Linked DNA regions of Homo sapiens: region 1 is linked to region 2. Evidence: chromatin loops called from intact Hi-C (ENCODE). Cell type or tissue: endothelial cell of umbilical vein. All regions are shown on one strand.

What was found. Hi-C counts contacts between places; a loop is a spot of excess contacts. Peaks named below come from ENCODE experiments on the same cell type or tissue, not always from the same donor. Only the 100,000 strongest peaks of a DNase experiment are listed, where the experiment ranks them.
Region 1: it touches region 2 in a loop (5-fold over the local background); 2 of 110 quality-filtered maps call a loop at or near these places.

What each region holds. Positions count from the first base shown.
Region 1 is chr3:157,444,136-157,449,135 of GRCh38, forward strand. The region is part of intron 4 of VEPH1 (ventricular zone expressed PH domain containing 1); the gene reads right to left. Among named protein-coding and RNA genes, the nearest start is that of PTX3, 9.8 kb to the left of the region's middle. In endothelial cell of umbilical vein, a CTCF peak has its summit at 3,095; a DNase peak (open chromatin) is centred at 3,066; H3K27ac peaks cover 805 bases.
Region 2 is chr3:157,237,216-157,242,215 of GRCh38, forward strand. It overlaps LOC101928236 (a long non-coding RNA gene), which reads left to right. Exons shown (of 10, transcript XR_007096141.1): 3 at 2,375-2,584. LOC105374179 (a long non-coding RNA gene) reads right to left here. Exons shown (of 3, transcript XR_007096142.1): 3 at 3,596-5,000. Among named protein-coding and RNA genes, the nearest start is that of CCNL1, 80 kb to the left of the region's middle. In endothelial cell of umbilical vein, a CTCF peak has its summit at 2,086 (motif pointing left); a DNase peak (open chromatin) is centred at 2,096.

The DNA of each region.
Region 1 (5,000 bases), 210 kb after region 2:
TAGATTCTATGTGAGGGCTGATAGAAGGGCCTCACAAAGCTGATTCTGAAATGTTGTGGGCCCACAGTGATGATATGTCCTCTGAAAGATAGGGCATGGACAACCACAGGACATTTCCTCTTCATGAGGTTTGGAGAATAGGACCAGGAGTAATTTTGTAACTAACTAGCTAGGTGTCAGACAAGTTACATAACTCCTCTGCTTCTTCTCAGTAAAAGGAGGTGATTGGACTCAGTGCCTTTCAGCAATAAAATTCCATGAATCTAATAATTTTTGAGTATGTTCATCATATAAGTATAGCTTCATTCCACTTGTGAAACCCACAAACGAGGCTAAGCCTCTAAGAAAATCACTTGTAGTTAGGGGCTGATAGGCCAGTCTCAGACTCTTGGAGATCACATAATTCAAGGCTCTAGGCACACTGGGCACATGCAAAGTCCCTGTCTAGCCATTGTCTATATGACTTGAACTCCCAGCTGGAAGAAGGAAAACTAGACCCAAAACTTAAGCAGAAAATTAGGCATGATTTAAATTCCTTTACATGCTGCAACACGAATTATACATGTTTAAGTGATGCCAGATGTTGCAGGCCGAGATAAATGCAAACTCATATGCTGACAGAATTTAATATAAGAAAACTTTTAATTTTTTTAAGTAATTACATGTTTAGGGTGAAGAACAAACAAATAGAAGAAAATAAAATAATACTTGGGTTAAAAAAGTAGAAATTTCATCTGTTAGAGCAGTAAGTCTAGCTAGGAGTTCTAGGGACTTCTAATTGTTCCCAGATATTCATTTTCTCTCTTTCTCTAAATGACAGAATCCTAGCTTTAGTGGAACATGTGACCACTCAGAGTAAATTCTATATTTTTCAACATTACTTGCAGCTTGATGCAGCCATATAACTATGTTCTGACCAACGCTGAAATATTATATGTGATTCTTTTCCTCCTTCTGTCTGATTGGAATATGGTAATGGGCTGGAATTTCAGCAACCATCTTAGACCAGGAGACCCCATGCAACAATACAGAAGAAGCATGGGTTCCTGGTCATTGTGAAGCCATCTAGCCAGCCCTGAGCTGCCTGCCCACGGACTTCTTTTACGTGAGAGAAAAATATACTTTTGTCGTGTTTAATCTTTTAGTTGGTTGATCACTCAATCTAATTTTGATCCAGTAATTTTTATTTTAATTTAAAAAACTACAGCCAGGCGGGGTGGCTCAAGCCTGTAATCCCAGCACTTTGGGAGTCTGAGCCAGGCAGATCAGAAGCTCAGGAGATCGAGACCATCCTGGCCAACATGGTGAAACCCGTTTCTACTAAAAATACAAAAAATGAGCCAGGCATGGTGGTACGCACCTGCAGTCCCAGCTACTCGGGAGGCTGAGGCAGGAGAATCTCTCGAACCTGGGAGATGGAGGTTGCAGTGAGCCCAGATCATGGCACTGCACTCCAGCCTGGCAACAGAGTGAGACTCTGTCTCAAAATAAGTAAATACATAAATTAGCTGGGTGTAGTGGCGTGCGCCTGTAATCCCAGCTACTCAGGAGGGTGAGGCAGGAGAATCTCTTGAACCCGGGAGGCGGAGATTGCAGTGAGCCAAGATCGCACCACTGCACTGCAGCCTGGCAACAGAGCGAGACTTCATCTCAAAAAAGCAAAACAAAACAACAACAACAGCAACAAAAACAACTACGCACTTTATTCTCCCTAAAACACCCATAACCTAAACTTGGAAAATGCATTTTACAAATTCTCAGGAAGTTGGATATCTGACTTAAAAAAACAACAACAACTAAGCAATAACATTTAATGACTTTGAGAATATATAGGTGTTAGCAAAAGGAGGAAATAAGAAATGTGCAAAACTGAGATAAAATATCTAAAGAGAAGTATCAGCATGCTGGCTTATGTTAGCACATTGTCACACATTTTCATTTACCAAATACTTATTGCGACATCACCATATTACAGCATAGTAAAGTAATTGTGCAAGATGACTCAAGCTATTAGGAGGAAAGATGTATGTGTAATAAATATGTAATATATATATATACATATAAATAATATTATTTGTGTGTGTAGAGTGAACAACTGTCCTGGTTTGCCTAAGACTGTCCCATCTTTAGCACTGAAAGTTCCATGTCCTGGGAAGCCCTCAGTCCCACGCAAACTGGAACAGTTTTTCACTCTAGTATGTATGTATATATCTCCAGCAGAGCTAATTTTTTGGCAGAGATAATATATGAACTAAACACAGTTGATATTATTTTCCTTGTCTATTACAATATAAATTGGCTTATAAGTATTAACACCTTTAAAATATATTCAGAACATTCTACTACCAAGCATATAGTGTAGAATTGTAGAGCTTTCTATTTACAATTACTTGATTGACTTCACTTTAACAAAGAATTAGATTTGCAAACAAACAAGAAATTATAATTGATTTTTATTTCATTTCCTGTCAAATCTTAGATTAGAAATCTCTTCCCTGAGTTTTACTAAGGCCAAATGTTTCCAGCATTGTCTTTCAGCCACTTAAGAAATGCACTCCTAAGGTTAAAGTCTTGGTTAAGGTAATTGTATATGTTCATTGATGTATTCTTGGATTCAGTGAACATGAACACTCCTATCGTTGATCCTTGCATCAAGTTTTATAAATCTGGAGTGTAGCAGAAAAGTTTGCTGGGTTTGGGGTCAGAAATCCAGTATTCAAATCCTGGCACCATCACCTACTAACTTAATAACTCTAAGAAATCAGGCCTGTCAAGTAATCTCTATGAGTCTCAAATTAGTCAGGAACTTAGGGATAACAAGACTTGCCTACCTTGTTGAAAGATTAGTAAGCAGATAATTTTCAAAAAAGTGTTTTATAAACCATGAAGTTATATTGAAAATAAGATAGTTATCTTAAAAAATGTTTTTCCAAGTTGTTTTCAGTGGATTGAAACTAAATAAGCAAGCAAACAAAAATACGAACAAATAAATGAATGTAAGGATTCTTTTCCATTGTGGGTAAGTCATTTTCAGAGTTCAGCACACAAATGTCCAAATCTATGCAGGCCTTGTTCTACTTCACAGCAGCATCTACTGGTGAAGTCAAGAAGGTGCAAACTCTGAGTTAGATCAGATCCAAGATTTGGTTAACAATTTAGAAGTCTTTTCCTGTTTTAAGACGTCTCTATTCCTTGATCCATATGTGCATTGTCTTTTCATAACTTTACATTTAATAGTTTTCTATGGGTATAAATATTCAGGTTGAATATTCTTAATAAGATTGCTTAGTAGCTTGTTTCCTAGAATATTTGATTAATAAATTCTTTCCCAACAACTTGTTTTATGGTGAACTTAAAAACCACTTCCTTTAAGAATAATTGTATCATGAATTTTTAATGGTTAAGCATTTCCCTAGAGATTATGAAACTCCATGAGTGGATATGGTTCTGCTTCCAATCTTTTTTTTTTTTTTTTTTGAAATGGAGTCTCACTCTGTCTCCCAGGCTGGAGTGGAGTGGCATGATCTCGGCTCACTGCAACCTCTGCCTCCCAGGTTCAAGTGATTCTTCTGCCTCAGCCTCCTGAGTAGCTGGGACTACAGGTGTGTGCCACCACGCCTGGCTAATTTTTGTATTTTTAGTAGAGATGGGGTTTTACCATGTTGGCCAGCCTGGTCTTGAACTCCTGACAACAAGTGATCTGCCCATCTCAGCCTCCCAAAGTGCTGGAATTACAGGCATGAGCCACAGCGCCTAGCCTGCCTCCAGTCTTTTAATATGGACCTGGTACACAGCAGATACTCAATTGGTGATGACAAAAACAACCAGAACGATGATGATGATGATGATGATGATGATAGAAATCATGGTAACCATTGATGAACTATGGGCCCAGAATTGTACAAAACATAGATATTTTATCTATTTAAGTCTCATACATCCTATATCACATATATTATAACTGTCATATTAAATGGGGGGGGGACAATTTTCTATCTCCATTTTTCTGAGACTGCTCACCAAGCAATGGTTTGAAATTTGTCTCACACAGAGAAAAAATGAGCTGAATTTATCATAATTAACTAGACAGTATTTTCCAGGTCATTGCCAGCAAGTAAAAAAGGAATTTGGACTCTTGATGAGATGTTACATTTTCTTCCCAAAGACTTTCTACTTAAGTTTCCAATCATTTGAAGTCGTTTTGTGACTTGTGCCAGAGGAGCATGTAAAAGGCATATTGATGGTGAGGCATATTTCTTTATTATGATCACTGATTCAGAAATGCAGAAAAAGGGACATTACTACTTTTAGATTAAATAGCAATGGTGTTCATTGCATTATGGAGTTTCACATCAAAATTTTAAAAGGGCTTCCCTATAAACCCTCAGATAATCCACTGCAGTTGTAGGGTCTTCAATAATATTTTCAGCTTCTTGAGTGAAAGATATGCTAACTTGTGCTGCACTAAGCATTGGTTGTGCTTTTATTTATCAGTACTGAAAAGGCATTACAGACCATTTTCATATGGCAAAGAACAAGTTTGGAGACTTATTCGGGAGCACTGGAAAACAACTTTCTTTTCTAAAAAGGTTCTGATGTTACAAAACATCACATTTTACCCCTGATATAATTTAAGCAGAAAACAAATTCATTGCCCAAGTGATATGGTTTGGCTCTGTGTCCCCACCCAAATCTCATCTTGAATTGTACTCCCATAATTCCCACATGTTGTGGGAGGGACCCAGTGGGAGATACTTGAATCATGAGGGTGGTTTCCCCCATACTATTCTCATGGTAGTAAATAAGTCTCATGAGATGTGATGGTTTTATAAGGGGTTTCAGCTTTCACTACCTCCTCATACTCTCTTGCCACCACCATGTAAGAAGTGCCTTTCACCTTCCACCATGATTGTGAGGCCTCCCTAGCCACGTGGAACTGTGAGTCCAATAAACATCTTTCTTTTGGAAATTGCCCAGTCTCAGGTACATCTTTATCAGCA
Region 2 (5,000 bases):
ATTTCATAAAGAGGATGATTCTGGTTGATAGCCATCTCTGTCTTCTGGCATCTATAAGATATAACTCAATCTGTCTGGTCCTTCTAATTGTGCACTGGCATATGGTTATGTCCTGGCCACGGGCCTTCATTTGCTAGTTCCAGGCACCTGTGCCCAACATCCCCATCTCAGGACCTCTCTTTGCTTTCCTGAACCCTTTTCAAGGGGGGCCCTGGGAACTCTTGTCTGCTTTCCTATACCACTGGAGGTGCTGAGTCTCACTGAAGCTGTGCTCAGGCCAATCTAACAGAACATCTCTCAGACTTTGCCGGTTTTCAGCTGTAGCCTAATGTTGAATATAGGCTTCTCCAAGAGGCTTTAGGTATTTCTGGGAAGGGAAGCAGAAGTTTACTATGCTCTCAGTTCCTTCCCAAAACTACTTTAAATTTCTTCTAGAGGCTTCACCCCAGCTCCATGGAGGCCCCTTTCTCAGGAATTCATATCAATTACTTGTTTTCTTGCTCTCTTTTCCCAATTATCTTCTTTCCTCACAACTGTGAGATTTGCCTCTGTTCTAGGGAGGCAGCAGCGGCTGTGCTGAGAGGAAAGAAATGGCTTTTACATTACCCTGTGATCTTTCCAACTCCAGTGTTTATAGTATAAACTTCTTGTTCAGACCTTTAGAAATTGAGCAGAGCTTTTGGAACCAAAACAATCGTTTGTCTCTAAACATTTTAGCTTTTAATATGATAATTTCTGGTATGAATTTTGAGAGCCTATTTTGGTAGTCATGGCCAATAATTTGATTCTTTCTTCTTGCTGCATCAAGAAGAGTAATGGGCACACAGAAGCCCTGGGGGAAGGATGCCTTGGAGGAGCCCGTGTTATCTCAAATGATTATCTGCAACACTGAGTGAGTCCTTGATCTGGCTCCTAGACCGCTGTCTCCATCCTTGTGATCACTCCCTTGGTCTTGGGATTCATTTCAACTAGCTGCTGGTGCTCTTAGTTCCTTTCCTCTGCCCTTGTTTAGTCCCTGCTTTTTTTTTGTTTTTTCACAAATTATATTGTATGTGGTTTATTATTTGTTTTAAAATTGACAGATAACATTGCATTGTGGAATAGTTAAATCTAGCTAATTAACAAATGCATTACCTCACATAGTAATCATTTTTTGTGGCAAGAGCACATAACATCTACTCTCTTTACATTTTTCAAGAATATTGTCATTAACTATAGTCACCACGCTATACAATAGACCTCTTGAAGTTTCTTCCTCCTATCTAACTGTAATTTTGTATACTTTGACTAATGTCTTCCCACATTCCGCTTTCCCCAACCACCCAAGCTGGTAACTACTTTACTACTCTCTACTTCTATGAGAGCAACTTTTTTAGATTCCATATATGAGTGAGATCATGCAGTATTTGTCTTTCTGTGCCTGGCTTATTTCACTTACTATAATGTCCTCCAAGTTCATCCATGTTGTGCAAATGGCAGGATTTCATTCTCTTGTATGGATGAATAGCATTCCATTGAGTATATATACACCACATTTTCTTTATCCCTTCATTTGTCATGGGTACTTAGATTGTTTCCATATTTTGCCTATTGTAAATAGTGCTGTGAAAAATGAGAGAATGCAGATATCTCTTTGACTTAACTGATGTTTTTTCATTTGGTTATGTAAACAGATGACCTACTGATTACAATTCCTTTAGATATATACTCAGTAGTGGAATTGCTGGATCATATGATTGTTATATTTTTAATATTTTTGAGGAAACCTAAATATTGTTTTCCACAATGGCTGTACTAATTTACATTCTCACCAACAGTGTATAAGGGTTCCCTTTTCTCCACATCCTCACCAGCACTTGCTATTTTTTTGTCTTTTTGTTAATGGCCATTCTAACTGGGTGAGGTGATATCTCGTTGTGGTTTTGATTTACACTTCCCTGGTGATTAGATTTATATTTCCCTGGTGATTAGTAATGCAGAGCATTTTTTAGCAGCACCCCAGTGCTGCGCTAGTCTCTGGGGCATGGGCTTCGGGTGCAACCCAGCACTGCATCAGCCTGCCTTAGGGCTCCCCCTAGTGCTGCAATGGCTATAGCAGTAACCAGTGTGGGAACCTTGCCTGTCAACGAGCCCTGAATCTTTGGACAGGCTTACTGCTGAAGGAAGTACTTGAACAAAGTCCCTTACTGCCTTTTGAAATGGGGTTCTGCCTAAGTTCCCTCACCACAAATCCTCTCAGAGATCACAGTCCTAGAATCTACCCTCTTTGGCTGGGTCATCATTTTGATTGCAAAGCTGTCTACTTTCCAAACTTTTGCCTACTCTCTCTTCTGGGAGCCTCCTGATATAGTTCTCTATATGTCTCCTGTTGCAGGTTGTTGGATCTTTCCAGATCACCACACCACATCACCCAGCCACTCTGCCCAATGGGAGGGCAGACAGTGTTCCAGTGTAGGAGGAAGGGGTGTAAGGTGCGGGCAGTTTGTGAGGAGGGCACCAACGAGAGCTACTGTGAGAAAGTCTGCATGGTCAAAAAGTGGATTACCAAGAACAAAGCATCATAATGTTGTCCAGTGGACCCCAGGTTAGCTTAAAAGGTCTAGTCTTTGATTCTTTATGGATTATTGTTTTGATGTATGTCTTAGTCTGTTTATGCTGCTATAACAAAATACCTTAGGCTGGGTAATTTATAAAGAACAGAAGTATATTTCTCACAGTTATGGAGGTTGGAAAGTCCAAGATCAAGATGCTGACAGGTTTTGTGTCTGGTGAAGATATTTCTGCTTCCAAGATGGCATATTGAATCCTGCTTCCTCCAGAGGGAACAAACACTGTGTTCTCACATGGCAGAAGAACAGAAGAGAGAGAACCCACTCTCTCAAGCCCTCATATAAGGGCCTTAATCCTATCCATGAGAGCTTTCCCCTTATGATTTAATCACCTTCAAAATGCCCCACCTCATGACACTATTACATTGGCAATTAAATTTCAACATATGAATTTTAGGAGAAACGTTCAGACCATAGCACAATATTTTGGTAGTCAGTGACTCACTTTTAGGGCATTATCCTTTTCCTTCCCATTTATTCTCCTACTCCGAAATATTCTTCATGCCTAACTCTGAATATTTAGTCATTATAGGGATTTTACTTAATATCAGGAGGTAACTATGGTCATGGTTTTTTTGTGCCATGAGAAGCTTGATCTTTTTCTCTGGCCCTGTGTAAATGGCTGAGGATTTAAAAAGCCATTTTCTCTGACCAGTTTATGCTTGTTCTCCTATTTGCCATTCAGTAAGTAAATGGCCTTTAACACAGACGTTTTGATTTTCAAACAATAATTAGGAAAGAAAGCACTTCATATGGGGGCTGAAGATTACAGGGAAATTGCACCATCTTCTTCCTTAGTACAACAATATGTTGCTAAACCAGCAAGAACAACTAGTTGCAATTTCTCCAAACCAACAATATTTTCTTTTCAGAATCCTACCTAAAAGTGAGATTCACCAAGAAAGTTTTGTGTTTTTGAGCAAGTCTAGGTTTTAATTTTTTTTGACTCATCTGCTTCTTTAATTGAAAACAAGACAAAACAAACATGGAGTAGAAGCTTTAATCAAGTGTGTTCTAACACGCAAACACTATGGAACCCACCTGAGTCCCACTTGGATCATTTCAAATGGCTCCATATTTTTCTGTTCCCAATTAAACTTCCTAGAATGTCTCACAGGAAGCTCACATTGATAAACTTTTTGAGTAATCCAGGAACTCTTAGAACCTGATAAAGTGAAAGGATTTGGCAGGAACGTTTCAGATATGAGGAAGATTTCTCTGCAGGGTATGTTTGTCTATTAATTGGATAGTATACCTGTCCTAACTATGAAGAAATTGGCTCCGACTTGGAGAATGACTGAAAAGTGGCTATTACTCATTGATGATTTTGGTGGGAGGAAAGTAATAGCTTGTGGACTGTTAGTTTTGTCATCATAACAAACTAGATACCCTGAAAAACCTCTCAATACAAAACACCTAGAAATGATGAATTAAATATAATACATAGTCTTTAAAATATTGAGCTCAAAGGAAACAGAAGAAACTCTCATACACCAGAAGTGGTGAGATGATGCTTATACTAGTCCCCAATCCTGTTTGAGGGTATTTGGTGATCTTGGCGATCAAGAGGTTTGGGTTTCTGACATGCTAGTACAATAGGCAAGGCCTTGGCCTATGCAAGGTGGGGAGGCAGAATCAAGGCTCTGCATAATGGCTAGGGCCCTCAAAAGGCTATGCTGCCAGAAAAAAGATGCTCAGGCAAAGGGAAATGTCAAGCAAAGTTGTCTGTTTCCCCTGGCCTCTGGGTAGAAAAGAATTCAGATTCTGCCCATACACAGCTTTGAGGTTTAATTTATACAATCTGAGTGGTCAGAAACTCCAAGTCAAGATATTAACATGAAATTGTTCCAGTTTGATAGCACGTCCGCCATCTGGCAGAACAATTAAAAAAAAAAAAAATCCTTTCCTGGCAGCCATGCGGACTCACCAAGGGCTCCTGGCCATGCCCTCTCCCAAGATTCTCCATAAAATTAGTTGGTTGCTTCTTGCCCTGAGGCAGCCCAGTGAAGTCTAGGGTGTGGTGATCCCATGTTGTTGATGGGGAAAAAGGGAGTGATGGGGTGCTTGAGGGCTTCTTAAGCCATAGTTCAAGCATAGCGAGTGCCCCCTCTTCTTCTGAAAGGGCCAGATACCTGGCCTCATCCTCTCCACAAAGAACTCTCTTGGGATCCTCAGGGGATCCAGGTTAGGGCAGAGCCCTAGGGCTCAGAGAGGGGGGTCAGTAATTAACCTGGGCCCTAGCACTGTAAAAGTGACAGTTTGATCTCCCCACTGTCCTTCTTCCCCTGCCCACCAGGGACAAGGCTTCCAGAAAGAGGGGACCACTGGGAAATTCTGCCTCTTGTTCAGATAAAGTTCTTCCCGCTGCAAGGCTCCGAGCTTCATTCTTCA